2 separate regions of the Homo sapiens genome follow, and region 2 is linked to region 1. A link is a loop called in an ENCODE intact Hi-C map of the cell type or tissue named here. Cell type or tissue: HepG2. All regions are shown on one strand. Links, peaks and the distances in the headings refer to the core of each region. The heading gives the core; the rest is flanking DNA.

Evidence for each region. Hi-C counts contacts between places; a loop is a spot of excess contacts. Peaks named below come from ENCODE experiments on the same cell type or tissue, not always from the same donor. Only the 100,000 strongest peaks of a DNase experiment are listed, where the experiment ranks them.
Region 2: it touches region 1 in a loop (4-fold over the local background); 32 of 110 quality-filtered maps call a loop at or near these places.

The regions. Positions count from the first base shown.
Region 1 is chr2:69,706,103-69,722,970 of GRCh38, reverse strand. It overlaps a transcript of ANXA4 not described here. Among named protein-coding and RNA genes, the nearest start is that of ANXA4, 28 kb to the left of the region's middle. In HepG2, for the core only: CTCF peaks have their summits at 6,036 and 8,126 (motif pointing right); DNase peaks (open chromatin) are centred at 6,197 and 8,130; H3K4me3 peaks cover 707 bases; H3K27me3 peaks cover 2,704 bases.
Region 2 is chr2:69,370,920-69,384,759 of GRCh38, reverse strand. It overlaps GFPT1 (glutamine--fructose-6-phosphate transaminase 1), which reads left to right. Exons shown (of 20, transcript NM_001244710.2): 2 at 10,647-10,754. Among named protein-coding and RNA genes, the nearest start is that of GFPT1, 9.4 kb to the left of the region's middle. RefSeq lists an enhancer at 3,240-3,289. In HepG2, for the core only: a CTCF peak has its summit at 8,801 (motif pointing left); no DNase peak of the experiment used is centred there.

The DNA.
Region 1 (16,868 bases), core at 4,231-12,230:
TTGATCTCCTGACCTCGTGATCCGCCCACCTCGGCCTCCCAAAGTGCTGGGATTACAGGCATGAGCCACCATGCCCGGCCTATTTCCTTCATTATTCTTTCTTTAGGTTTACTCTGCGCTTTTTTCTATTGTCTTTAGTTGAACTCTGACCCATTTATTTGTTTTTGCTATTTTTTATTGTAGTTAAATACATATAACATAAAATTTGCCGTTTTAAACATTTTGACGTGCATAAATTCAGTGGCATTAATTAAATTCACGATGTTGTGCAACTATCATCACTATTTCTAAAACTTTTCATCACCCCCAACAGAAAGTCTGTATCCATTAAGCAGTAAATCCCCATTCCTACCTCCCCCGAGACCCTAGTAACCTCTAATCTCCTTTCTGTCTCTATGAATTTGCCTGTTCCCGATATTTTATACAAGTAGAATCATATAATATTTGTCCTTTTGCGTCTGCCTTATTTCACTTAATGTAATGTTTTTAAGGCTCATCCATGTTGCCGCATGTGTCAGAACTTCACTGCTTTATATGGCTGAATAATATTCCATTGAATATACATACCATATTCTGATCCATTCATCTGTTGATGGACACTTGGGCTGTTTCCACTTTTTGGCTATGGCGAATAACGCTGCCGTGAACACTGGCATGCAAGCGTGAGTTTGAGTCTCTGTTTTAAATTCTTTTGAGTATATACCTATAATTATGTCTTTACATCACTGCTACTTCCAATAGACCATAGACCTTTAAGGTTGGTCTCATTCATTTTTACATCCCCAGACTTAGCACAGGCCAAATACACAGTAGGAATGGGTGTGAGTTTGGTAAATAAATGAATAATGATAACAATATTTTACATCCATGAATCACTTTGAAGGTTATAAAACACTGGTCATTTTTTTTTATTTAATCTTCCCAATGACCCTGTGAGATACTTAGGAGAGTCTAATATTATTATTTCTATTTTATAGAAGAGGATAGCCAAGGTAAAAGAATCAGTGTCAAAGTCACTTAGGATTCAAATCCAAACCTTTCACCATCTAGTTCAATTCCATTTTCATCCTAACTTGCTGTTTCTCCTGTTATTTCTGACAAAAAATATTGGTGAAAATATCCATTCTTACTGAAAATTAACTACAGGAATATAATAAAGGTTTTTCTATAAAAGAGCCAGAGGAGACTGGGGGAGGTCTTGATTTGTCCTTATTGTCTAGTCAAATAGCTGCTTACCTGGAGTTTAAACAATCCAGAGTAATTTTTTTTTTTTTGAGACGGTCTCACTCTGTTGCCCAGGCTGGAATGCAGTGGCATGATCACAGCTTGCTGCAGCCTCTACCTCCCAGGCTCAAGCAATCCTCACCTTAGCCTCCCAAGTATATGGGACTACAGGCGTGTTCCACCGTGCCTGGTTAACTTTTCAATTTTTTTTGTAGAGACAGGGTCTTGCCAGCCTTGTCTCCAACTCCTGGGCTCAAGCAATCCTCCTGCCTCAGCCTCCCAAAGTGCTGGGATCGCAGGCATCAGCCACCAAGGCCAGCCAGAGTGATCTTTCGACATCAGATTTGCTTGTGTTATTGCTGCTCTACGTGAAACCTTCCAATGCCTTTGCAGTGCTTCCAGGGTAAATAACAAAATCATTAACAGGCCTACCCACCCTGTAGAGTCTAGCTTTTGAGATCTAAACTCCAATCTCAACAGGGACTAGACAATTAGCTTAAATGAGCAAACAGGCTGGGTAAGAGATGAAAAACAGCAGCTGGCTTTTGGCTGCAGTGGTGGGAACTGACAAAGAGTGGCCGGGCTGTGGCAGCTCGGAGAGTCCATGCCACATGTGAAGCAGCAGCCAGGGCTTGATTTATTGCCATGGGGGCATGCAGGCCCAGGGTGGCCAGACCTCCCAAGTTTCTTAGAGGAGCAGAAATCTGGATATTTTGTGTGACATCTATATATGTTTAATAATGGCAATGAATTCAAATTTAAAAATCATTTGGGCCAACACTTTGGTGAGAATCAGAGGAAGCAGAACAGGCCAGATGCTGCCCACAGAAGATGGAGACCTCAACTCTTTGCTCTGCATGTCTCTCCTGGCTTACCTCCGGTCCCTCTGTACTCTGGCCATACCAGATATCTTCTAGGACCTCTTATGCAGTAGTTCTCAACCCTGGGTGCACACAGGAATCACTGAGGGGACCTGGAAGAAAAAAAAAGTGACATTTGGACCCCTCCTCTGGGTATTTCTTTAATGATGTTCACATATAGGCAGATTGAGAATGTCTAATTACCAACTGGACTTCTGCCTCCAGCTGTGCCCCCTCTGGTCAATTTCCCATATTGCAGCAAGAGGAATCTTTTAAAAACATAAATCTGATCAAGTCACTTCCCTACTCAAAATCTTCCATGGCTGCCCCTTGCCATCAGGATACATAACTTTGCACTCTTGGAAGGTCCTTCATGCTGCATCCCATGCAGAGCCCTCCATCCTCACTTCTTCCCCTCACTGCCTCTGCTCCTCCCCACCGTGAATGAACTTTGCTTCAGCTCCCCTGAATTTCTTGAAGTTCCATGGATGCACTGTGCTCTTTCACCTATGAGCCTTTGAACATGTGCAGTTGGCAAAGCCTGCGTGAAAGTGGTCACCAAGGCACTGATGGAGCGAGAGGAGGGACCGGGGGGATTTGAAGCAGTGCAGAGAGGTGGCCAACACTAGTACTATGTTCAAAAAGGGGAAAATTGAAGGCAGAGATTACAATTAGTATTGCTTGTTTCCCTCTCCCCAGCCCTCCGAGGGCCAAGTCCTGAGCATATGAAACAAATTCTGAATTGAATCGGAATTACATTCTCAGGAAATAGTCTCTAGTCTGCTTGCTTATTTGGAGGGGGAGCTCGTTCCTAATCTGAATGAGAGTCAAAGCAGAACAGTAGCACTAATGACCTATGTATTCACCCAAAATGCCAATATTTATTGATCATTTACTGGTTGCCTGGCACGTTGGAACTGTAATGACAACCAGAGAGCTTATTGCCAATTGGTAAAGACTTCGCCAGGCACAGTGACTGATGTCTGTAATCCTAGCACTTTGGGAGGCCAAGGTGGGACGATCACTTAAGCAGGAGTTTGAGACCAGCCTGGGCAACATAGTGAGACCCCATCTCTACTAAAAATACAAAATTTAATGATTTTTAACTAATGATTTTTGTATAATTAATAATTCAAAAAATAATTTTAGGCAGGGCATGGTTTCTCATGCCTGTAATCCCAGCACTTTGGGAGGCTGAGGCAGGTGGATCACTTGAGGTCAGGAGTTCGAGACCAGCCCAGCCAACATGGTGAAACCTGTCTCTACTAAAAATATAAAAATTAGCCAGGTGTGTTGGTGGGCGCCTGTAATCCCAGCTACTCAGGAGGCTGAGGCACAAGAATCACTCAAACCCGGGAGGCAGAGTTTGCAATGAGCCGAGATTGCACCACTGCACTCTAGCCTGGGCAACAGAGCAAGACTCCGTCTCAAAAAAAAATAATAATAATTTTTAAAAATTACTTGGATGTTGTGGCACATACCTGTAGTCCCAGCTACTCAGGAGGCTGAAAGCAGGAGGCTTTCTTGAGCCCAGGAGGCTGCAATGTGCTATGGTTGCACTATCATACTCCAGCCTGGGTGCAGAGCGAGACCCTGCCTCAAAAAAAAAAAAAAAAAAAAAAAAAAGACTGGAAAATAGTCAATGGTTAGAAAACTGTAAAAATGGGGGTGTGGCAAGGTCAGGAGTTCAAGACCAGCTTGGCCAACATAGTGAAACCTTGTCTCTACTAAAAATACAAAAAATTAGCTGGGCGTGGTGGCAGGTGCCTGTAATTCCAGCTACTTGGGAGAATGAGGCAGGAGAATCACTTGAACCTAGGAGGTGGAGGTTGCAGTGAGCCGAGATTGTGCCACTGCACTCCAGCCTGGGTGACAGTGTGAGACTCAGTCACAAAAAAAAAAAAAAGGAGGGTAGCTAGCTTGAGACTTGGAATATCAGGAAAAGCTTTATAAGAGACTCTGGAAGGACAAGCAGAGGCCATGCTGTGTATGCATGTGTGTGTATGCATGTGCGTATGCACACATGTGTATGCATGTATGTGTGTGCATGTATATGTGTGTGCATGTGTGCAGCATGTGTGTGTATGCACGTATGTGTATGCATGTGTGTGAATGTGTGTGTATGTGTGTGTATGCATGTATGTGTGTGCATTTGTGTATGCATGTGTGTGCATGTGTGCGCATGTGCATGCATGCATGTGTATACGTGTGTACATGTTTGTGTATGCATGTGTGTGCTGTGGATAGGGCTGGTGGGAGAGAAGGAAACCCCAAAGCACAAGAAGCAGCAGGTATAAAGCCCTGGAGCCAAAGAAGTCATGACAGGTTCTGGAAAGTGTAAGTAATTCCACAAGTCTGAACCTGAGTGATTCTATGACCTCTTCCAGTGACCTCAAATTCTGGCTAAGCATTTCCCAAACGTAGCTGAAATAGTATCTACTTGAGAAAGTTGAATATAATTTAGTTCCTGGCTGGTGTATTACATCCCCCCAAGAATCTCTTAAGAGATTGTCAGGTAAAGAAGGAAGGGTGAAATGACAAACATCCAGAGGGTGGGGGTGCCATTTATATTGCAATCCATCTCCCAGTGGTAGCCTTCTTTGGGAATTCTGACCAGCTGGGGGGACCTTTCCCCACAGGTTCAAGCTTTTGTCTAGCAAATCTGGGGTCCTCACTTCTGTTATGTAGATGGGAAGCAAGGTTCTCCTGGGGTTACACAGCAGGAACTTGACATTTGGAGAATGTGATTGATGAGTTCTGTCCTCCCACAGAGAAGTCCCATGGTGAGAGAGGGCTCTAGAAGCCAAGTAGCCAGGGGACTTTCCAAACTAAACATCTGCTATGAAATGCAGACCGCACTGAGCTATGCCTGACCTAGCTAGACATACAGCCTTAGGGTATCAAGCATCTCCCTAGCCAGGGTTTCCCCATTAAAACTATTCCTTTTAATTCCAGCTTTCTTACTTAGAGGACCCCTGCTGAAACATTCTAGAGGGAAGGGAGTGCATAGGTTGTGTACGTCTCTTAGTTTGCCTGTCATCTGGTAGAAAGCCAAGGCCCATAGGGATCCAGGCACATTCTAGTTTAGTTAGTGCCTGAAACAAGCAAACTGGATGAGGTACCAGTCCCAGGCATCAGGAAGGCTCAGGGCATCTGCTGCAGAGGCAAGGCTTTGTGGGGAGGGGTCACAGGGAACAACATATTCCAAAGAAGATGAAACAAAGAAAAGCAAAGTTTCCAGTTAGATACGTGGAGTTAAAGAGGAAATGGCGGTAACAGAAAGATGCAGCGACGGGTAATTCCAGAAATGAAAAGGATGGGACATCAGGCCTTTCTGCTTCAACTCAAAGTCAGATCCCTTGAACTCACAAAATAATATTGGCTGATACCCTGGAGAGGGAGGCCTTTGTTACCCTCATTTATGATGCAGGAATAATGATCAAATGCCACCTGCTTGTGTCGATGAGCCAGGCCTGACAATTAAAGGGTGGGCGCCAGGATGGGCTTTGGGAGTGTGGGATGAAAGGCACTGGATGAGAACAAAGGGGCCATGGTGGGAGTTTTCCAGCACCAGCCTCAGTTTTCTGCACAGAAGCCTCCTGCCACCTCAATGCCAGCTTTGAAGGCATAGGCAGGCAAAGAAAACCAACAAGCCAAACAAAATGCATATGGATGCTTTTAAATGGGCATGTTCCTATTCAGTGGGCATGAATTGGAGAATATTCATCTTCAGCCACCTCCTGCACCCTCAGGGCGTCAGCTCCTCCTTCCAGGACCACTGAAGAGATGGAGCCCCCACCCCAGCCCCTCTGCTACACGATGCTGCTTTACGGTCTCCCCTGCACTTCCCTTGTTTCTTGATTGGTTTCTCTGGTTATCATCTGTTTTGTCTTGCCACAGTGTGATGCCAGGGAGCAGAGGCTGGACGGTGTTCTCCTCCACACAGTGCTTGGCCAGTAGTAGGCAGACAGCAAACAGCTGAATTGATGACTCAGAAAAACTTAAACATCGCCAACTCTGTCATCTCTTTTAGTAAACCTACTGGACAATTCCATTTAAATGTATGATACTTACTTCAAACTGCACATGAACAAAACACAACTCTTTTCGTTCTTGCCCTCCCCTCTGGCCAATGACCAAGTCAAAAACGTCGAGTCATTTTCCATCCTGAGCTCTTCACCTGGATTCCCGGAGCAGCCTCATAACTAATCCGCTGCCCTCCTGTTGTGCTGTCTCTCAGACCCGTTCTCCCGAGTGATCTTCTCAAAACGAGCTTGAGCATGTCACACCACTGCTTGAAACCCTTTGGGGGCTCCCTGTCGCCCTCACATAAAGACCAAACATTTTAACCTGACAAACAAGGCCTTCCCTGATGTGGCTCTCGCCCGTCTCTCCAACCCCCTCTGCACATCTCAGCTCAAGTCATCCTGAGCTGCTCGCAGTTCCTCGAGTGCAGCTGCTGTTACGTTCACCCTCTGCCTCTCCTCTTATCTTTCTGGTGAATCCCTTTTTTCCTGGTTCACCTGTTCTATGAAGACTTTTTTTGACCAGTATTGTATTTCTCAGGACTCTTGACTTTAAGGGACAGAAACCCAACACAAACTAGCTTCAGTTAAAAGGGGATGTATTAACTCATTTAAGTAAGGACTAGACAGAGCCACCACAGGAATGGCTAGATCCAGACACCCAAACAATGCTGTCAGCTCTCTCTCTCTCTCTTACTCATATGTACATGTATTTTGGCTTCTTATTATGAGTTGGTCTCATCCTTTCTTGCTAGAGGAGACTGTACTCACAGAGAACTCTAGACTTACATACAGTTTGATCACTCCAGGAGAGAGTGAGGCTTCTTTCTCCCAGTCTCAGGTTATTAAAATTATGGGAAAGGCTAAGAGTAGCCTGGCTGGTGACGTGTGCCCAGCACTTGGCCCATGACTAGAGGGACAGTGTTGTGATTGACCATGCCTTGGACTCTCTTTCTTGACCTAGGAAGAAAGAATGGGTATTCCTCTTGAGGGAGCAGCTGCCAGATAAAAGAGGGAGTCTGTTATCACATAAAGAGGGTAGACCACTGATGTCTCCTTCTTACCCCTCCCTCCACCTCCATTTATGTTCCCACTGCCCTCTGTGCATAGGCACAGAAGGGGACAAAACACATTTTGGACTCAGATAGACATAGAGCCAGTTACTGGCTTTATAGTAACTATGTGACTTTGGGAATGTTTTAAGCCTCTTCGTGCCTCTGCATTTGCATCTGTACAATGTTTTAGGGATGTGTTGTGAGGGTTAAAAACCTAGGCAAATTATCTGGGACATAGTAGGTACTATGGCAGTCATAACAATTATATTTGACCATCTCCCTTTTCTAAACCATGATTTGGCCAGGCGTGATGGCTTATGCCTGTAATCCCAGCACTTTGGGAGGCCGAGGTGGGAGGATCACTTGAGACCAGGAGTTCAAGACCAGCCTGGCCAATATGGTGAAACCCCGTCTCTACTAAAAATACAAAAAGTAGCCAGGCATGGTGGTGCGTACCTGTAATCCCAGCTACTTGGGAGGCTGAGGTGAGAATCGCTTGAACCCAGGAGGGGGAGGTTGTGGTGAGAGGAGATTGCACCACTGCACTCCAGCCTGGGTGACAGAGCGAGACTCCATTTCAAAAAATAAATAAATAAAATAAAATAAAAAACAAACCATGATTTGCTTGAGGCAGGGCCTTATTTTAGGCAAAATTTAACTTGGTTATAAGAGCAGGGCTCAAATATATGATGGATTGATTTCTGTCCACTGAAACAGGATGATACTGAAAGATAAGGCAAGTTTTGCAGATGAGGGAGATATTCAGTTCTGTCTTCTTCAATCTTGGCTTTATGATACTGGCCCATTGTTATTATGTAGTCTTCTGTTTCAAGCTCTCCAAAGCATCTCCACATCTGTTACTTGACTTCACTGTGTCACCCTGGAGGGAGGACCTTGCGTTAGGCTTCATGAACAGATCTGATGAGGTATCCACAAGACACAAGGTTAACCAAGAATGGGCAGCAGGGGGCGTTGTGGACAAGCCCCGGGGAAGCCAAGGGAAAAACTGCAGAGGTTCTGAACCTAGACCTGCCCAACGTCCTGCTGACCGACTCAGGCACCTCCGGACCTGGGTGTCTGGCTATTGATTGGGTACATGCTGAAGCACGCTTGCCTCCCAGGGCATCCCATCACAAATTAGGCCCCAGCTCTGGGATCTGGCCCAACGCAGGCCCTCTCCCATGTATAGGAGCTGTGGGGACAACACAGGAGGTTAATGGGAGCTCGGCCAGGATCCCAGGAAATAAAGCACTGAGGTTTGATACACTGATGGGCACACTGTGGACAGCAGGCTGGCTGGACTGGGGCAGGTGGAGTGTTATGTGAGTTTTCGGTCACGTGCCCTCGCCGAAGCCCCGTCTCTTATATTCTTAGGCTTCCTTCGGCTTCGGTTGCCAGGAGTAGGTGCTTGTATTCTATAGAGTCGTTTATATTTGAAATCCTGCATGGATGCATTTGGTCCTCACCGCATCCTTCCTCCCTTCCGGAAACTGTACGCTCCCCTCCTTAGAAGGTCACTTCTCCACTCCATGGGGTTCTGGTGGGGCTCCCAGAATGTGCCCACATCTCCACCCTTACCCCACCCCCCGGCCCACCCAGCCACTGGAGGTGGGAAAGAGCTAGGGCTTGTCAGAAGGCAGACCTTGAAGGAGAAGAGCCTCCCAGTAGGGAGGTCAGGAATGTGCTCAAAATCCAGGCTCAGATGTCTTCAAAAGCCTGGAGAGATGTCACCCACCAGGCACTGTGGTCTTTGGCAACTCATGTGGGACAGAGGTGTAGACTAAAGAATGTTCTGCCCCATTCTCTTGCGGAGGACAGAGCAAGGGAGAGTAGAGCTCCTTCCATATTCGAATTTCCCTTTCTCCTCTTCACGGCAGGGAGTCCGACCTTTGTGTTCCTCCATCAAGTGGAATTTGTGCTGCAGGGTAGACAGCGAAAGCTGCTGAGGCATAACCGTTTTTCCCCCATTCTTTCTTTTTGTGAAAGGCAAAACTCCTCAAAGTCCTAAACTGTTAAGAGAGTTAGGTGCCCCAAGAGGAGACGGGAGAGCGGTGATGCCTTCAGGGCAGCAGCAGAAGCAATGGAAGGATGGATGAGGAACCCCACAAAGGGGAGAGAACTCTGGAGTCTGTGAAGAGCGGGGAGCTGAGACCCAACTCGTTATGTTACGGGTTGTGTGTTGCTGGATCCGGCAGGTAACAGCTTGCTGGACTGAATGTTAAAGTCTCAAGAGTTTTACAAACTGATTGACTTTACTTTTTAAATTGGCTTTATTGAGGTGTACAATTTACATACTTGGAAGCAGCTATGGTAGAAGTGTTTTTACACCATGGAGATTGGCACATACTACAATTCAGGGCTTTCTCTCTGCCCCAGAGCCAGCTGCTAAACATTTACCAGCACACCACCGAACATAAGAGTGGCTTCTTCCAATCTTATCATCCACATATCGCTTCTTCCTTGGGGAGAATGAGTGACAAGAATGGGAGGGAGAGGGCCAGAAAGTGTGTTACACCAATAGCACTCCCCTGAAAATGGAGTAGAGGTTCTTCATGGAAACAAAGAATGGAGATAGAGGGGCTCCCTCTACCTTCCTTCCATCCTTTCATTTTCTTTTTTTTTTTACTTCATAATAATGACTATACTGAAGATTTCAGGAAAGAATAGGAGGCAGCAGGGTGGTGGTTGAGAGTAAGGCTTTGGAGTCAGATGGCATTTGGGTTCCCACAGCAGCTCTGCCACTCTCTAGTTGTGTGGTGTTGTATAAAGTGAGCAAGGTCAGAGTGGGAAGTATTGTTGTATGTATTTAGGGTAGAAGCCAGTCCACTCTGGTCATCTGAGCTCTGTTGGGGATCTTCATTGGCCCCAAAGAGTCCTGTTTTCATCTTCTCTGAGCCACTGCAATGAATGAATGGTGGTAGGCGTCCACAAACCTGGTGCACAAAATGTGGATAGGATTTAGGTGATATCTTCACAACTCAAGAAGAACCCAGGCTTCAACAGTCCAAGAAGCTGTAATCTCCTTCTTCTAGGCACATCTGAAAACAAAATGCCAAATGGGAGGTCCTGTTGCTAATGTTGGTCCTCCAGTTCTTTACGAGGGAGTGGGTAGATCCCATGGCCTGTCTGAATGTCACTTTCCTCATCCATAGGGTAGAAATGACAGGATAACCTCATTATCTTTTGTGAATCCATATTAAAAGGCCCAGAACCATTGCAAATTTGTTACTGAAACTTTCTGGAGTTCCCCAGTTGGATCCAATTAGGATCATTACTGAGATGGTTGTCTCCCCTAGGCTGAAAGAAAAATGCCACCGTTAACCTTTAATCATTCACAACAAACCCAAAGAAAAAGTCCTTGGCCCAGGTCCTAATAGGGCTATTAAAGCTATTTTCCTATTCAGCTGCTTAGACTCGGAGTGAATAACCCGGTAATTTTCTACTGCTTCTCCCCACGGAATGTAAAGGACCAAGAGAGTGAACTCTCCTAACTAATGCGCTTTAAGGCAGGGGCCAGATTTTACCTTCCTGTCTCTTGGTTTGCTTCCACCCTCCAATTTTCTCCTTTGGTTGTTTTATTTTAGTGTGAGGGGTATGTGTTTGTGTGTATGTGGTGGTGGTGGTGGGGTGGGGTTGGGGAACATTTGGTTGTGTGTGGTGTGTCTGTATGTATGTGTGTGGTCTGTTTAGTGGAAAACTTTGGAAGCACGCAATAGTTACACATGGTGTCTAAGACCCCCCAGGAAAAGGAGAGACCAAGAGAATGAAGAGAAAAAAATAAAAATAAATTGAGACAAAATAGGCAACACATACAAAAATCCTATGTATAAAAACTGTTTTCTCAATTTCTTGCTCTCCTTTTTCCTTTTTGCTGCAGTAGAGACCCCCCCATCATGCCCCATATTTCTCTATGTCTCTTTTCTCTCTCTGTGCCCTCATTAACTCAACCTCCTTAACACTTCCAAAACCAGAAATCATTGTCCTGACACCATCCCCCACACCCTTCAAGTCCTATTTCTCTTTCTGAATTCCCCAATCTGTTTTCAGGTTCTATTTTAGGTCAGCTGCCCAAACAAACAAAACCCAAAAAACCATATATCAGAACCATTTCTTATTTTCTTAATTGGCTTTATTGAGGTACAATGTACATACTACAAACTCACTCATCTTAAGTGTTCAGTTTAATTCTTCTTGACAAATGTATACAGTCATACAACCACCACCACGATCAAGGTGTAGAACATTTCCTTCATTCCAAAAAGTTCTTACCTCCACTCCCAAGCCCAGGAAACTAGAAATATCACTATAGTTTTGCCTTTTCTAAAATATCATATAAATGGATTTATACAGTGGGTAGTCTTTGATGCCTGGTTTCTGTCCTTAGCACACTGCTTTTGAGATTTATCTATGCTGTTACATGTATCGGTAGCTTATTCATTTTTACTGCTGAGAAATATTGCATTAAATAGACACATCACAATTGTTTGTTTATCCATTCATCAGTAGATGGACATTTGGGTTGTTTCTCGGCTCATTGCAACCTCTGCCTCCTGGGTTCAAGCGGTTCTCCCGCCTCAGCCTCCCAAGTAGCTGGAATTACAGGTGTGTGTCACTATGCCCAGCTCATTTTTGTATTTTTAATAGAGACAGAGTTTCACCATGTTGACCAGGCTTGTCTCAAACTCCTGATCTCAAGTGACCCACCCATCCCAGCCTCCCAAAGTGCTGGGATTACAGGTGTGAGCAACCACGCCTGGCCAGTTTGGGCTATTATTAATTAAGTGCTCTGAATATTCATATACAGGTTTTTGTGTGGATGTATTTTCACTTCTCTGAGGAGTAGAATTGTATTTTATTTCTAGGAGGAGAGTTGCCGGGTTGTATAGTAAGTGTAGTTTAACTTTACAAAACACTGGATAAACTGTTTTCCAAAGGGGCTGTATCATTTTCATTTCCACCAGCAATGTATGAGAATTCCAGTTGCTCCATATCATTGCTAACACTTTGTATTGCCAGTTAAAAAATGTTAGCCTGTAGTGTTTGTAGTATTACCTCATTGTCCTTTTACTTTGTATTTCTCAGGTGACTAATGTGGAGTATATTTTCATGGGGTTATTTGCCTTAAGTAGATCTTCTTTGGTAAATTATCTGTTCACTTTTTTTTACCCATTGAAAAATTGACTCATTTGTCTTTTTATAATTGATTTGTAAGAGTTATTTATATATTCTGGATGCAAGACCTGTATCAGATATATATTTTGCCTATGGAAATAATCTGAAATACAGACAGAGTCATGCATAAGGATTTCCATATCAATGTTACTTACAATTGTGATGAAATTGGAAACAAGTTACAATCTAATAAAAGGAAAACTTCATTTCTTTATGATTCAAGGTGATATTTTACAGCCATTTAATGATATAAAAAATTTACAGACATGGAAATCTACTTTTAATATAATTTTAAGCAGAAAGTAAAATTACATATAATATCAGCAATGCATTTAAAAAGCCTGGAAGTGGGCCGGGCATGGTGGCTCACACCTGTAATCCCAGTACTTTGGGAGGCCGAAGTGGGCAGATCACAAGGTCAGGAGTTCAAGACCAGCCTGGCCAATATGGTGAAACCCTGTCTCTACTAAAAATACAAAATTAGCCGGGCGTGGTGGCACATGCCTGTAATCCCAGCTACTCGGGAGGCTGAGGCAGGAGAATCGCTTGAACCTGGAAGGTGGAGGTTGCAGTGAGCTGAGTTCACGCCATTGCACTCCAGCCTGGGCAACAAGAGCAAAACTCTGTCTCAAAAAAAAAAAAAAAAAAAAAAAGCCTGGAAGTGCATGCTGCCATAATAAGTGATACCATCTATGTGGTAAGATTATGGCTGGTGTTTAAGTTACCTATTGTTTGTCAAAATTTATACAGCAAGCATGCTTTAGTTAAAAAGGGGGAAAGTGTCATAAATAATTAAATGGTTGAAGCAGTGCTTGGTGCTTCCCTTACAAGCACACCTGGCTTGCATAATGATTCGTGATACTATTAATAACAAAGTGAGTTGGTTAATTGCATAACAGACCACCCCAAAGCTTTGAACTATAATTCCAGCTCTGCCCTTGAACTCCAGGCAGTGTTTCTGAAATGGGTTTCAGAGTTAAGAGTTACCTAGCGAGGTTGCCATGTAGATTTCTGGGATGTGGCTTCCCGTGTATGTACTCTAAAATGTGCAAAAGTTCTTGATGTTACGTTCAGTGACTTGGGAAGATCATCTTGGGAAGTCAGGCATGCCTTGAATACTTAGAAGAGAGCGTGTCTGTGCTTCTGCTGATGGAAAACAATGACCAAAGAGAACACAGACTCAGAGGGCTGGAGGCAAAGCAATGCAGGCAGTTAATGAGAAAAGCCTTTGTTTGAGGAAAATATTGGCACTAAGAAGAAAGGTGGGAATGGAAAGAGGAAATGGAGGGAAGAATAGAGAGGCTAAGCAAACAGGTCAGACTTTGACGAAGTAAACTTTATAGATGTATTTTGCACATAAAGTCTTATCCTGTAAATAATTTGTATCCTTTACTCACTTTAATTTCTTAACTCTAAGTAATTTCTGTTGCCCTCTGAAGACTGTCAGGAGGGTACAATTACTACTGGGTTTATTGAGAGGAAAAAATTTAAGGAACTTAAGATGCTCCTATAGGGATTACTCTCATACAAAGGCAATTTCTTAAAGCAACATGTTTTGCGAGGGTCAGTGATTTGGTTCATATCAGAGGCATCTTTGAACCTGGTCAGTTACTTTACCTAAGGCAGACACACTATATATGTTTGCTGATGAGTGACCTAAGAGACAAAGAAATAATATTCAAATTATTATTCAGAAGATATAGTAGAGGTTTTTTTTTTTAAGTTTGGTAGCTGGGATTATAGGCACGTGTGACCCTTCTTGGCTGATTTTTGTATTTTTAGTAGAGACAGGGTTTCACCATGTTGACCAGGCTGGTTTCGAACTCCTGGCCTCAAATGATCTGCCTGCCTAGGTGGATGGGATGCAGATGCAGTCGAGGCAAAGAAGCTGACCTCGAGTACACAGGCACCCTCGATTGTTGGAGGACCATCTTCAGAGAGGAAAGGGGCAAAGCTTTCTTCAAGGGCATGTGGTCCTCAGAAACAGGGACCTGCTGGTCCTGCAGGATGAGCTGAAGAAAATCACCTAAATGCATCTGTCTCCCCGATAAAAAAAACCAAGAGACCCATGAAGAATACTTCTCTCTCTCTCTCTCTCTCTTTCTTTCTTCTCCCAGGCTCAAGTGATCCTCCCACCTCAGCCTCCCGAGTAGCCGGGATCACAGGCGGATGCCACCAGCCTGGCTAATTTTTGTATTTTTTGTAGAGACAGGGTTTCGCCATGGACAGCCTTAAAATACTTAACTGTTACGGACCACTGACCGAACAATTCTAATGGTCTTTATCCTGGCTAGTCGTGTCCGTAGAGAGTTGCGGAAGGCTCTAGAAAAGGAGCTCATTGCGATCACGTTTGACCATTGGCACTCGATGCCACGTATTGATCACTGAGAGGAAGGGGGGAATCATGATATCATTGTGGGCCCAAGTGGGACTCAGCTCCACTACTCAGACCTAGAGTCCAGATACTTGCAGGACCTGAGCTGTGTTTAAGTATTTATTTAAAGCAAAATAATCATGTCTCCCGTTTGTGCTTAAGCACTAGCACCTCTTTTCTGCAGTGGAATATTTGCGATTATGTTCTATGTTGGGCACTCTGCTGCAAAATACTGAAAACAGGAAATGGCAGGAGAAAACCATGTTGCTGAGTGGAACAAACCAGTCCATAAGAATAAATATTGTGTAACTTCGTTTACATAAAATTTAAATACAGTGATAGAGAGTAGGAGGATGGTTACCAGAGGCTGGGAAGGGTAGTGGAGGTGGCTGTGGGTAGTGGGGATGGTTAATGGGTACAAAAAAATAGAACGAATAAGACCTAGTATTTGATAGCATGACAGAGTGATTATAGTCAATAATAATTTAATTGTACATTTTAAAATAACTAAAAGAGTATAATTGGGTTGTTTGTAACACAAAGGATAAATGTTTGAGGGGATGGATACCCCATTTTATATGATGCGATTGTTATGCGTAGCATGCCTGTATCAAAACATCTCATGTACCCCATAAATAAATACACCTACTATGTACCTACAAAAACTAAAATTAAATTTTTTAAAATTTAAATACATGCGAAGAACAACTGTCGTGTTTGGGGTTCCACGGTTATGAGATAAAACTATAAAGAAAAGCAAGGAAATAATTATCATTGAAATTAAGGTAATAATTACTTTGGAAAGAAAATAAACAGTAATTGGGAGGAATCACCAGTGGGATTCCTGGAATATTGGCAATTTTGTATTTCTTGACCTGGGTGTTGTTTTGTGATATCTCATCAAGCTGTTTTGTACACATTACTGCTTGCACATTAGACTGACCCAGGAAGAAGTAGAAAGATTGGATAAACCAATAACTATAGAAGAAACTGAAATGCTAGCCGAGACCTACTTTCCAAAAGGGAACAGATCCTATGACTCTATGGCTAGGGTCTATCAGACATTTAAGGAAGAAATATTTCCTATCTTATACAAATATTACTGTGCTAGCATAACCCTATACCAGAGCTAAATGAGGAGAGCAAAAGAAATATAAAATATAGGCTAAGCTCACATATAGAAAGATACCAGTATTCTACATACAATACTAGCAAATCGAATCTAGCAATTTATTAAATGAATAATAATCACAACCAAGTCAAGTGTATTTCAGGAATGAAAGGGTTTTCCAACACCAGAATATCTACAATGTAATCCACTAGAGATGTGAAATAAAGGAGGAAGATGATACGAACATTAACTTGGTAGATGACATAAAAGCATTTCTATGTGGTCTATCCATACAATGAGAAATTATTCGGCCATAACAAGTAATGATTTACTGATACATGATATAGCATAGAGGAACCTTGAAAACACACTAAGTGAAAGAAGCTAGACACAAAAGGTCACGTATAGTATGATTCCATTTCTATGAAATGTCCAGAATAGGCAGATGTATGGAGACACAATTGTTCTATACCAGCAATAACAAAAAAACTCCTCAACCCAGTGAGGTTCCAGAAATGCAGGCATGGCCCATTATTAGGAATTGTACCGACTGGGCGCGGTGGCTCATGCCTGTAATCCCAGCACTTTGGGAGGCTGAGGCAGGTGGATCACCTGAAGTCAGGAGTTCGAGACCAGCCTGGCCAAACTGGCGAAACCCCCGTCTCTACTAAAAATACAAAAATTAGCCAGGCATGGTGGTGGGCACCTGTGATGCCAGCTACTCGGGAGGCTGAGGCAGGAGAATCGCTTGAACCCGGGAGGCAGAGGTTGCAGTGAGCTGAGATCGAACCACTGTACCCCAGCCTGGGTGACAGAGTGAGATTCCTCAAAAAAAAAAAAAAAAAAAAAAAAAAAAAGGAATTGTACCAATGTGCTACTATATTAACAGATCAAAGGAAAAAGTATAATCATCACACTAGATACTGAAATGCCATTTAGCAAAATTGAACATTCATTCCTGATTTAACAAACAAACCAAAATCAAAACAAAAACCAGAGTCTTAGTATCTTAGAAATAGCTAGATTATTTTTGCCATTATAAAAATT
Region 2 (13,840 bases), core at 4,865-12,864, 340 kb after region 1:
TCTCTCTTTCTTTCTTTCTCTTCTTTCTTTTCTTTCTTTCTTTTTTCTTTTTTTTTTTTTTTTTTTGTGACGGGGCCTCTCTCTGTCGCCCAGGCTGGAGTGCAGCGGCATGATCTTGGCTCACTGCAGCCTCTGTCTCCGGGGTTCAACCTCCCGAGTAGCTGGGATTACAGGGGTGTACCACCACACCTGGCTAATTTTTGCATTTTTGGTAGAGGTGGGGTTTCACCATGTTGACCAGACTGGTCTGCTGACCTCAGGTAATCCACCTACCACAGCCTCCCAAAGTGCTGGGATTACAGGAGTGAGCCACCTTACCCGGCCCTAGTTAAATTTGCCTAAAAGATTATTTTATTTCAACGTTGTGCATTGTTGAAGCAGAAGAATGAGGATTGAAGATTCTGATGTGCTTTTTTTCAATCAGATATACTGATAAAATTGATATGTTTACCAGCTTGTATTGGGATGTTAATAAGTGTTAGGAAAAAAGATCCTCTGGTCCAGTAAATTTGGGAAGCAACATATTAAATCGCGTGGTAATGTTTTGTTTTGTTTTTTGATTGGAGGATTTCTTGGAATCTTTAATGTATTAATAATAAGCATTGAGAATCTCCCAGAGAAGAATAGTGTGTCTATTTTCCAAATTTATTTTATCTTCCTTTTTCTTGGTAGTTTGGAATATACTTTGTCCTTTTTATTTGCATTATTTTTGGTTTTGCTGAGTGTCAAGTCACTTAAGCTATCCCTAGCTTTTAACAGATTTTGCTATTGTTTTTATAAATGTGAAGTTATACCCTTCTGATTCGACGGTGTATATAAAATGGAATTTTGGGGATGGGCGCGGTGGCTCACGCCTGCAATCCCAGCACTTTGGGAGGCTGAGGTGGGTGGATCACCTGAGGTCAGGAGTTTGAGACCAGCCTGACCAACATGGTGAAACCCTGTCTCTACTAAAAATCCAAAAAAATTAGCCGGGCGTAGTGGCGCATGCCTGTAATCCTAGTTACTCGGAAGCCCGAGGCAGGAGAATCTCTTGAACCCAGGAGGTGGAGGTTGCAGTGAGCTGAGATAGTGCCATTCTACTCCAGCCTGGGCGACAAGAGTGAGAGACTGTCTCAAAATAAATAAATAAATAAGTAAATAAATAAATAAATAAATGGAATGTTTGCAAATGAGATCCTTTTTAAAAGCAGTAAAGGAACTTGCAATTTTAAAGTATCCTAAAATGAATTTTTCAAAAGTTTTTTGTAATTATACTGTCTAATGGCTTTGGAGATAATTGAGGGATGCTGAGATTGGCTGCTAGGATTGGTCATAAAACCAGTACTATTAACATATCCTTACATATACTGGATATGAAGAAGTTGTGAGAGAAAATAATTGCTTAATAAGCATTTCTTCAATTGTCCCCTGGAAATGGAGGTTAATAGGTTCTGGTAATGAGCAGTAGAAGGCGGGAAAGGGTTTTGTAACACAAGTTTGGGAAATTCTGCTCTTGGAGATTCACAATTAGCAAGATTAAAGGTTCCAGAAAGTTCTAAATATATACCTAACTTTAACCAGGTAGTTCTTAAACCTTTAATTATGAAACCTTTCTTTACTTCATTCCTTTTTAGCATCCGGTGAAATAGTGTTCTGTTTCTGTGGTTTGAGAATTTTTTGACCGTATATTTCAGGTGCCTAGAAAGTGTTAGAAGATACTTGCAGGTATTTGAAATGATGGCTTTATACTTGGCACTCTGCCCTTTGCAGAGATGACTAAAATAAGAGAGTTGCCTTCAAGAAATTGCTGCCTGATCAGAGGAAAGAAAATGAATGCACATGCAACAGCTTCAGGTGAAAATACACAGTCCTTGTTCATTGCCATGTCATAGACCACAAGTAGAATGAGTAGAAATTTAGAGACTGGAGAGCTCTGGGGTTTGGGTTTCTGTGTTAGGTTCAGGAATGTTCTGGGTGATGGGGCAGGACTTTTACTCAACTTGTAGAGTATTAGTATACTGTGAGAGGTAATCATTAATGGCATATGTTAACCGTCAGTGAATGGAGGCGGAAATAGTTTGAGAACTACTACCAGATGAAGGAGGAAATAGAAGTGCCAGGAAAACAGACCAAGGAACAGTGGTTAAAGGCAGAAGAGTTCCAAAGTAGTATATTGCCTTGAACAGAGTCTATAAAAGTAGAAAAAGGTCATTCATATGTAATACTGCAGAGAAGTTAATTGGATATGGTTATGAAGAAATTATTAGAGAAATTGCATATGTCAAGGCAGAAGGGTCTCAGTTTGTGTTTAGGAGGAGGGCTGCAAGTAATATGAAAAAGAAGAGGATTTTGGGATTGAGGTCCCCTGGGAGTGTTGAGAAGTTGAATTCTAGAGCTGTGGTTCCTGACCTACAAGCCCTGAAGTTGTTACAGGGTGTTCATTGCTTATTCATATGCTTATAACTTTGTCTGTAAGTTGAATAAAGATTGTTCTAGATCATTGAATAATAAAAATTTAACCCATTGTTGTGAAGGAGCCTCAGAATATTTTGATGTTAACAAAAGAGTTCTGTATTTACAAAGTTGGAGAAACACTCATCAAGAGTTAGGAGTAAGGCCCAGTGTGGGGTTCCCTCTGGTAATACCAGCATTTTGGGAGGCTGAGGTGGGCGAATCACTTGAGGTCAGGAGTTTGAGACCAGCCTGGCCAACATAGCGAAGCCCCATCTCTACTAAAAATACAAAAATTAGCCAGCTGTTGTGGTACGCACCTGTAATCCCAGCTACTTGGGAGGCTAAGGGAGGAGAAGTGCTTGGACCTGGGAGGTGAAGGTTGCAGTGAGCTGAGAACACGCCACTGTACCCCAGCCTGGGTGACTGAGTGACACTCTGTCTCAATTAAAAAAAAAAAAAAGAGTTATAAGTAGCCAGTGTTTTGGCTTACACCTGTAATCCCAGCCACTCAGGAAGCTGAGGCAGGAGGATTGCTTGACGCTAGGAGTTCAAGATCAGCCCGGGCAACATAGTGAGATCCCATCTCTATTAAAAAAAAAAAAATTAGCCAGGCATGGTGGTGCATACCTGTAGTCCAGTCTACTTAGAAGACTGAGGTGGGAGGATTGAGTCCAGGAGTTTGAGGCTGCAGTGAGCTATGATTGTGCTGCTGCACTCCAGCCTGGGTACTGGGTGACAGAGCAGGACTGTTAAAAAAAAAAAAAAAAGTTACAAGTAGGGGAGAGGCTAGCTTCAGAGAGTAGTATGTGTAATATGTCTCTCTTGAGATTACAAGGAAGGATGAGAAGTATTTATATATTGTTAAACTGTTGAAAAGAAGATGGGTGAGGGGCAGTGACTCATGCTTGTGAACTCAGCATTTTGGGAGGCTGAGGTGGGAGGATCACTTGAGGCTTGGAGTTTGATACCAGCCCGGACAGCATATTGAGACCTTGTCTCTATATTTTAAAAACAAAAAAAGAAAATGAAGACTTTAATTCTGGCCAGGCGCAGTGGCTCACGCCTATAATCCCAGCACTTTGGGAGGCCGAGGCGGGCAGATCACCTGAGGTCAGGAGTTCGAGACCAGCCTGGCCAGCGTGGTGAAACCCTGTCACTGCTAAAAATACAAAAATTAGCCAGGCGTGGTAACACACGCCTGTAATCCCAGCTGCTGCTCAAGAGGCTGAGGCGGGAGAATCGCTTGAACTCAGGAGGTGGAGGTTGCAGTGAGCTGAGATAGCGCCACTGCCCTCCAGCCTGGGTGACAGAACGAGACTCTGTCTAAAAAAAAAAAAGACTTTAATTCTATAAAGTAAGAATCTACCAAAAATGAAAAAGAAGCTGGGAAGAGAAAATGAGGATTTGAGAGTAGTATGTAGCTTAGACTCTAAAATAATATCTGGGAGAAGTTTGAAAGTTAAGCAAGTGATGAATTAATAGGATTGGTCAGCAGTTCGGAGGGCCCATCCGAAAGTGGACCGAAATGGATAGGATAGATGAGTTCTCCTTGGCTGTCATAGTTCAGTGTAGAGATGCTCAGAGACTAGGAGTCAGAGCACAGTGGACCCAGAGGGTTTGACTTGGCAGTATGATGAAAAATTGTAGTCTGATGTGAATGGTCAGAAGAGAGAGAGATGGAATATTTGAAGATTGTGAGCAGGAAGTACATGCTTTTTTTTCTCAAGAAAGATGATGACATAGGTTGACTGTGAGGGAATGTATAGAGATGTCATGACTTAACTAGTGATTTGAGCTCCAGAATGTTAAATGTGCAAGAGACGTGTCATGGAGCCCCTTCTAGTGGCAATAGTTACAGTAAAGTAGGGGAGACATGAACCAATTAAACACACAAATAATTGAAAGTCTTAATTGTTTCACTCCATATGTTATTTTTGTATGTGTGATTTATTTTATTTTACTTTTACATTTTTTATTTTTTTGAGACAGAGTCTCACTGTGTCGCCCAGCCTGGAGTGCAGTGGCGCAATCTCGGCCCACTTCACCCTCTGCCCCACCTCCTGGGCTCAAGTGATTCTTCTGCCTCAGCCTCCTGAGTAGCTGGGACAGGCACGCGTCACCATGCCTGGCTAGGAATTTTGTATTTTTAATGGAGACGGGGTTTCACCATGTTGGCCAGGCTGATCTCGAACTCCTGACCTCAAGTGATCCACCCTCCTCAGCCTCCCAAATTGCTGGGATTACAGGCGTGAGCCACGGCATCTGGCCTTTATATGTGCTTTTAGGATTGTAGAAGATGTACCTTGGCTGGATGCATTGGCTCATGCCTGTAATCCCAGCACTTTGGGAGGCCGAAACAAGAGGATCGCTTGAGTCCAGGAGTTCGAGACCAGCCTGGGCAATGTAGTAAGACCTCATTTCTACAAGAAATAAAAAAATAACTGGGCGTGGTAGCTTACGTCTGTAATCCCAGCTACTCCAGAGGCTGAGGCAGGAGAATTGCTTGAACCTGGGAGACAGGTTGCAGTGAGCCAAGATCGCATCACTATACTCCAGCCTTGGCGACAAGAGCAAAACTCCATCTCAAAAATTAAAAATAAATAAGTAAATAAATAAATAAATTACAGGCACATTAGCATGTGCCTGTGGTCCCAGCTACTTGGGAGGCTGAGATGAGGGGATCACTTGAGTCCAGGAGGTGGTGGTTTTAATGAGCTGGGATTGTGCCACTGTACTCCAGCCTGGGCGACAGAGCAGACCCCTGGTGAAAAGAAAAAAGAAAATGTATCTCAAATAATACTTAATTTTAAAGAAATCTTAAATGTAGAATGTGATTCCATAATTATAATATTGACTAGTTCACTGCAACCTTGAACCCCTGGGCTCAAGTGATTCTCTCACCTCAGCCTTCCAAGTATCTGGGACTACAGGCATGCACCACCATGCCTAATTTTTTATTTTTGGTAGAGGCAGGGTCTCCCTGTATTGCCCAGGCTGATCTCAAACTCCTGCCCATGATCCTCCCGCCTTGGCCTACGAAAGTGCTGGGATTACAGGTATCTGCTACTGTGCCTGGCCTGTAGAAAAATTTATAGCTGAAGGACTGGGAGTGTGTGTATGGGAATAACAGTAGTTATCTCTGAGAAAGGGGTTGGAACCTGTGTGGAGACAGAAAGGAGAGATTTTCACAATTCTGTAGCATCTGTATAGTTTTAATATTTATTTATTTATTTCAAATTTTAATAGAGACAGGGTCTTGGTATGTTGCCCTGGCTGGTTTCGAACTCCTGAGCTCAAGTAACCTCTGCCTCTCTTCCCACAGTGCTGGGATTACAGATGTGAGCCACTGCTCCTGGCCTACTTTGAATTTTTAATGATGGTGATGAATTAATTTGTGACTAGCATTATAAGAAAAATAAAATTTAGAGTTTAAGTGACATTGTAGGTAGATTTTGATTCAGAAGTTTTAAGTTTAGAGAATGAATTTGAACACTTATCACTGATAAGTTACAATGTTTAGGGTCCCAAAATATTGCAGCTGTCAAATGATAAAATATATAAAAATAAAATTTAGTATTCATAAGGACATAAATGCAACCAGACATAGGAATTTTAATAATTTGACGAGTCAGTTTTCTTTTCAGTAAGGTTTAACAGTCTGTATTTGCAGCTACATTGCTTTCAACCAGGTGTGTCTAGTCTGTGATCCAGATTGCTTCTGAAATTTTGTTAGCAAGGTGCTCATAATTGCTTTTTTGTCATTGAATTTAAGTTGCCATTTATTGAGAATGATGCCTGTAGGTTCAAGCATCTGCTTCAGTTATGGAGTTATTTTATTCCAAGTATATTCCATTAGTAAGAAAGCTTACACTTGTGAAGTGCATGCTGATTTGGGGGTAGAGAATCTATGCTTATACAGCTACTGTGTGTGCTCTTAGAGCAATTACTGAAGAGTGGCGGAAAGTTGATATTAGGCTTTTGTCATTACCTTACTTAAGAACTGTTTATTGGGAGTTTAGGCCGGGTGCAGTGGCTTATGCCTGTAATCCTAGCACTTTGGGAGGCTGAGGCGAGTGGATCACCTGAGGTCAGGAGTTCGAGACCAGCCTAGCCAACATGGCGAAACCCCATCTCTACTAAAAATACAAAAAATTAGCCGGGCATGGCGGCGGCCACTGTAATTCCAGCTACTTGGGAGGCTGAGGCAGGAGAATTGCTGGAACCTGGGAGGTGGAGGTTGCAGTGAGCTGAGATGGCGCCAGCCTTGGCGACAAAGCGAGACTCTGTTTCAAAAAAACAAAAAACAAAAAACTGTTTATTGGGAGTTTTGATAAGACAAGTCAAAGACCTGAAAATAGAGGTCAGACTAACGATTTCTGCTCTAACAAGCATCATTGTGAGTTGTGAATGCCTCCCTTGTGAACATGCCCTGTGTACCTGATGAATTGCTGCCAGTATTGTCTCGGGCACCCCAAGATTACAGTTAACCCGGTATCCCCGCAGGTGGAATGTCTTGGGCTAGTAGTGCTATCAAGGGACAGGGCTATGAAACTGACAGGTTCAACTTCTTAGCTCCCATTTTCCTCATCAGGTATGTCTGAGGCTAATCCCCTTCCTTCTTCTAGCTCTGTTACTTTTTTGTTTGTTTCTTTGTTTGTTTTTTTGAGACGGAGTCTTGCTCTGTTGCCCAGGCTGGAGTGCAGTGGTGCAGTCTAGGTTCACTGCAACCTCTGCCTCCCAGGTTCAAGCTATTCTCGTGCCTCAGCCTCCCGAGTAGCTGAGACTACAGGCACGTGCCACCACAGCTGGCTATTTTTTTTTTTTTATTTTTATTTTTAGTAGAGACGGGGTTTCACCATGTTGGTTAGGCTGGTCTTGAACTCCTGACCTCGTGATCCGCCCGCCTCGGCCTCCCAAAGTGTCGGGATTACAGGTGTGAGCCACTGTGCCCAGCCAAAATGTTCTTAAGCTCTCAAGATTCATATAGTGAGCCATTATAAACCAAGGAGATTGGAGTTAGAAGTATTATTAAAGTTGAATGCTGTTGTTGAGTTACATTATTAAAAACAGTGAATTTAATATTGCATTACTTAATCTTTTTTTTTTTTTTTTTTTTGAGACGGAGTCTTGCTCTGTTGCCCAGGCTAGAGTGCAGTGGCACGATCTCAGCTCACTGCAACCTCTGCCTCCCAGGTTCAAGCAATTCTCCTGCTTCAGCCGCCTGAGTAGCTGCGATTGCAGGCACCTGCCATCATGCCTGGCTAATTTTGGTATTTTTGTGGAGACGGAGTTTCAGCGTGTTGCCCAGGCTGGTCTTGAACTCCTTACCTCATGTGATCCACTCGCCTTGGCCTCCAAGTTGCTGGGATTACAGGCGTGAGCCACCCAGCCCTGCCGCATTAATCTTTAAAAAAAAGTAGAGTCTATAAATTGTCTTAAAAACAATTTTATATCATTAGCATTTAAATAGTTTTAACACATTCATATACATCTTTAATCTTTAAATCATTTACCATCCGGCTTACATTTTTATGTTTTTACCAACTTTCATTTTTATCATCTGGCTTACATTTTTACTTTTACTATCAGACTTAGATTTCTTAAAAAAGAGAGAGTTTAGGAGTGAGTTTTTCTGGATGTGCTTAGAATTTGGCAGCTCTGGACAATCTGCAAACAATCCTCGACAGGCTTCTGTTTTCAAATAAGCTAGATTGTATCCTCCTTTAGTGGACTCTAGCTGATGCAGTCACAGTGGTGGGAACTAGTTCAGATTCAGTTTTTTTCACACTTTTTTTTTTTTCTTTTGAGATGGAGTCTCGCTCTGTCTCCCAGGCTGGAGTGCAGCAGTGCGATCTCGGCTCACTGCAACCTCCGCCTCCTGGGTTCAAGGGTTCAAGTGATTCTCCCCGTCTCAGCCTACCAAGTAGCTGGAGTACAGGTGCACGCCACCATGCCCGGCCAATTTTTGTATTTTTAGTAGTAACTATGGGTTTCGCCATGTTGGCCAGGCTGGTCTTGATTTCCTGGCTTCAGGTGATGCGCCTGCCTTAGCTTCCCAAAGTTGGGATTACAGGCGTGAGCCACTGCACCTGGCCCACATTTGTATTAAAGTATTGTTTTAGAAAAGATTTGTGTGCTGTGTATTGTCTTTTAATGACCTGGTTAAAATACTTAATTGATAGTTATCTGTACGTGTTTAATCTTTCTCAAAGATCAGTGACCCATAGGTGAAGAGTGCAAAGTTTGATTTACAATTGGGTTATTCGTTTATTCATATTACAGATACTTCATGAAGGAACAGCAGTAGCAACAAAAACCCCGGACTCATTCTTCTGAATTAAATGGGTGCAGATTGGTCTGGAGACTCTTCTGCTGCCCTCTAGTGTTTATATCATGAGTAGCCATTGAAAGTTGGAAGCTGCACATTGCTGTGCCGCTACCACTCTTACCTTAGCAATATCCTTAAGCAGCATGTTGTTTATCCTTATCTTAATTGCTGTGCTTTGAGGTTGGGAATGCTATTTGTGGGTATCTCTGGGATATCAGTTAACTCAATTTCTATTTTTGAATTATGTAAGATAGATGTTCTACCCTCCCTTACAGGGTGGTGGTGCTGTGAAAGTAAGATGACTGTACATTACAGGAAAGCTTAAAAAAATAAAAATGTAAGGTGTGTGTGTATCTTTTTTTAATCTGAATGAAATATGGGATTTCTGTAAGTCTTTGGCCTGGAACTGCTTCTTTGGGGAGAGTTGAAACCGTTGTTTCAGGTTATTTTGGATTTTAATGTGTGAGTTTCTCTTTTTTAGGGCATAATAATTTATTTGAGAAAATTGCAATGTATTGATCATGGTGATCAGCATGTATGTTATGGCTTTCCTGTTGGGTATCAACAATGTGCCATTTTTGTATACTGAAATATTTCAGTAGGATCACACTCTATAGAAGTAAATGTCTCTTTTCAGATGGAAATGAAGACTAGTTTTTTGGGAGTTCTATCTCACAGAATTAATTTAAACTTCTTATGAATCAGAATTACAGTGAAATGTAGTTAAGAAAAAAGGAAGTTTTAAAATAAGCAGCTTGAACTTGTATTTTTGTATATTTTATATAATTTAGTCTTCAGTTTTGATACATTAAAGCTGTGTCCACTCTGGCCAAAGCACAGCCATGGAAAACCTCAGATAATGCCCATGCTGCCATTCCTAAAAGTGTGGATTTCCTTTACCTGTGTTTTGTTACTTCTTTGCTTATCCCGTTCAGTTCACATTGTATTACTGCTTTGATTTCTAGTTTTGTTTTTCCAAATGATTGCTCTTTTTCTGTGAATTTTCAAGGGTTGTTATGTGGTTGTCATTTGCTAATGTGATGAACAAGTAATTCAAGCAATTATCTTTTAAGATAGTTATATATTTGGTCAGTTTTTACTATTTTACGTAATTATTTAAGGGGTGAGTATTTTTCATATCATTTATTCCTAAATGTCACTGATAGCATGGTTATTGGAAATAAGCAAAATTAATCTCATTGGTACAGATTTTAGGGCCTATATATGTTGCTTAAATTACTTTAGAAATTTTTTTCTTGAAACGAAATGCTCTGTATATAGGACATAAACCATGAATTTGTTAATTGGTTTTTAAAAAAATTAAATTTCACTTGACAAAAATGGCAGTCATGGAAAATAAGTAGCCAGCTTTATAAGCTTCTTTGCCAGGTGCAGTGGCTCACACCTGTAATCCTAGCACTTTGGGAGGCCGAGGCGGGCAGATCACGAGGTCAGGAGATTGAGACCATCCTGGCTAACATAGTAAAACCCCGTTTCTACTAAATATACAAAAAATTAGCTGGGCGTGGTGGCAGGCACCTGTAGTCCCAGCTACTCGGGAGGCTGAGGCAGGAGAATGGTGTGAACCCGGGAGGCGGAGCTTGCCGTGAGCCGAGATCGTGCTGCTGGACTCCATCCTGCGTGACAGAGTGAGACTCTGTCTCAAAAAAAAAAAAGAAAAAATTATAAATGTGTATTTTGACATGTTTAGTTTTTTATACTTATGAGAAACTCCCCCTTGAAAAAGTTCCATTGCCTTTAAACGGTTTGAAATGTTTGAAAGACAGAATCTAACTTCACGTTTTTTCACATACTTGACATAATTATGCTAATTTTGATTTTTTAAATCAGAATTTTTCATTAAATATTTGTTTATTTGCAGGTATATTTGCTTACTTAAACTACCATGTTCCTCGAACGAGACGAGAAATCCTGGAGACCCTAATCAAAGGCCTTCAGAGACTGGAGTACAGAGGATATGATTCTGCTGGTACTTTAAAAAAAATACTATGGATTTTGCATGATTCTTTAAATAGATACTATTTTTATTGTTATTAGGAGACTAGACTATTAAAGTCTGTTTTGTTTTGAGTAAGTGTAAATTGGAAGAATTTTTGTCTTTTATCATATTTAAAGGATTTATTTATGTAATCTCAACAGTGTTACCATTTATGTGGAGTATTGCTTATGATGATCTCTTAAGAATATTATTGTAAAAACATCATATGGGGGATTATTGTGGTAAAACAAAATTCGTGAAGGTCTTACTCTAAATTCTTTTTTCTTTCCTATAACTTTAATTTTTATCCATTGATTTCATGCTTTGACACATAAACTTGCCTCAGATTCTTTTTTCTTATTTTTATTATTTATTTTTGAGATAGGGTCTCACTCTGTCACCCCAGCTGGAGTGTAGTGGTGCGGTCATAGCTCACTACAGTCTCGAACTCTGGGCTCAGGCAATCCTCCCTCCGTAGCCTCCTCAGTAGCTAGGACTATAGCTGTGTGCCACCATGCCCAGCTAATTTTTAAAAAGTTTTTGTAGACACGAGAGTCTCACTATGTTGCCTGGGCTGGTCTCAAACTCCTGGCCTCAAGTGATCCTCCTGCCTTGGCCTTTCAAAGTGCTGGGATTACAGGCAAGCCACTGATTCCAGCCTCATCTATCTTAAATAAATTACACATAAACATAACTTTCTGGCAACTTTATGTTCTACCCTAGCTCCTTCCCTCAACTATGTCAGAGGTTCCTAAGACCATCCTCAGATTTGACGATTCCCTAGGAGGACTCACAGAACTCAGCATTTGGTTGTACTCATGGCTATGTTTCATTATAACAAAAGAATACAAAGCACAATCAGCAAAGGGAGAAGGTGCAGGAATTGAAGTCTTGAGAAAGCTAGGCACAAGCTGCTCACCAGTGGATCAGTGCCTAAGGTTTTCATTGGGGGTTGGTCACATAGGCACCCTCTGCCCAGCATGTACCAAAATTCTAGACTCCCAAAATAAGAGCAGATGTTCAGCATAAACCACTTTGTTTGCACAGTTTGTGTAGTGAGACACTTTTGGTTAGGGTGGTAGGAATCCTTCCAAAAACCAAGTTTCTAGACACCAGTGAAGGGCCAACCTTGAAAACAGGCCTTTCTGAGGATAGCAGTTTCACACCTGCTGTGTTAACTCTTTTTTGTACACTTAACATTGCCACATGGAATGGACATTTGTCTTCCTTGACTTTCCTTAGTAATGGAAAGTCAGTTCCTCAACTCCTTTGTTTTTAAAATTCTCTCCTTCCTTAGCTTCCTTGACAGCACATCTTATTCTCTTCCTAAGATGCTAAGATTACTTCTTTTCTGTTTGCTTTGGAGGCTCCTTTCTTCTACTTACAGCTCAAATATTAATGTTCTTCAAGATTCTTTTTTTTTTTGAGGTGAGTCTTGCTCTGTCACCCAGGCTGGAGTGCAATGGTGCGATCTCGGCTGACTGTTGCAACCTCTGTCTTCCGGATTCAGCTGATTCTTCTGCCTTAGCCTCTCCAGTAGCTGGGATAACAGGCATGCACCACCACGCCTGGCTAATTTTTGTATTTTTAGTAGAGATGGGGTTTCACCATGTTGCCTAGGCTGGTCTTGAACTCCTGACCTCAGGAGATCCACCCGCCCTGGCCTCCCAAAGTGCTGGGATTATAGGCGTGAGCCACTGCACCCAGCCAATATTCTTTTCTAGATCCACTTCTCTTATTTGGTGTCTTCATGGGTGAGCTCTGACTCATCAATCTTCTTTTTTTTTTTTTTTTTTTTGAGATGGAGTCTCACTCTGTCACAAGGCTGGAGTGCAGTGGCGTGATCTTGGCTCACTGCAGCCTCCACCTCCCGAGTTCAAGCAATTCTCCTGCCTCACCCTCCTGAGTAGCTGGGATTACAGGTGCCTGCCACCACACCCAGCTAATTTTTGTATTTTTAGTAGAGACGGGGTTTCACCATGTTGGCCAGGATGGTCTCGATCTCCTGACCTCGTGATCTGCCCGCCTCGGCCTCCCAAAGTGCTGGGATTACAGGCGTGAGCCGCCGTGCCTGGCCCATCAGCCTTCTGTTAATATATGTTGGTAACTTCTTTGTTTTATTCTTTTTATTTTTTATTTATTTTTAATTTTTATTTTTTTGAGATGGAGTCTTGCTCTGTCGCCCAGCCTGGAGTGCAGTGGCATGATCTCAGCTCACTGCAAGCTCCACCTCCCGGGTTCACGCCATTCTCCTGCCTCAGCCTCCCGAGTAGCTGGGACAACAGGCACCCGCCACCACGCCCGGCTAATTTTTTGTATTTTTAGTAGAGACGGGGTTTCACCATGTTAGCCAGGATGGTCTCGATCTCCTGACCTCGTGATCTGCCCGCCTCACCCTCCCAAAATGCTGGGATTACAGACATGAGCCACCGCGCCCGGCCAGTATTTTTTATTTTTAATTTTAATTTTTTTGTGTGAGAGTATGTTGGTGACTTCTAATCCAGATGTATTTCTTTTAATCCAGATTTATCTCCCAAGCTGTATTCTAGGCCTCCTACAAGTTTCTTCCTAGATAGACCATGATATTTTAAACTTTGCATGTTCAAAAATTGAACTGAGGCCGGGCGTGGTGACTCACGCCTGTAATCCCAGCACTTTGGGAGGCTGAGGTGGATGGATCACTTGAGGTAAGGAGTTCAAGACCAGCCTAACCAACATGGTGAAACCCCATCTCTACTTAAAAAAAAAAAAAAATTAGCCACGCATTGTGGTGTGCACCTGTGATCCCAGCTATTTGGGAGGCTGAGGCAGGAGAATTGCTGAACCTGGGAGGCAGAGGTTGCAGGGAGCTGAGATTGCGCCACTGCCCTCCATCCTGGGCGACAGAGCAAGAACCTGTCTCAAAAAAAAAAAAAAAAAAGAAAAGAAAAGAAAAATAAGCTGAATACATTGCAGTCCTCACCCTGCTCCCCACCCTGTTTTTTGTTTGTTTGTTTTTGAGATGAATCTCACTCTGTCGCCCAGGCTGGAATGCAGTGGTGTGATCTCAGCTCACTGCAACCTCCACCTCTCGGGTT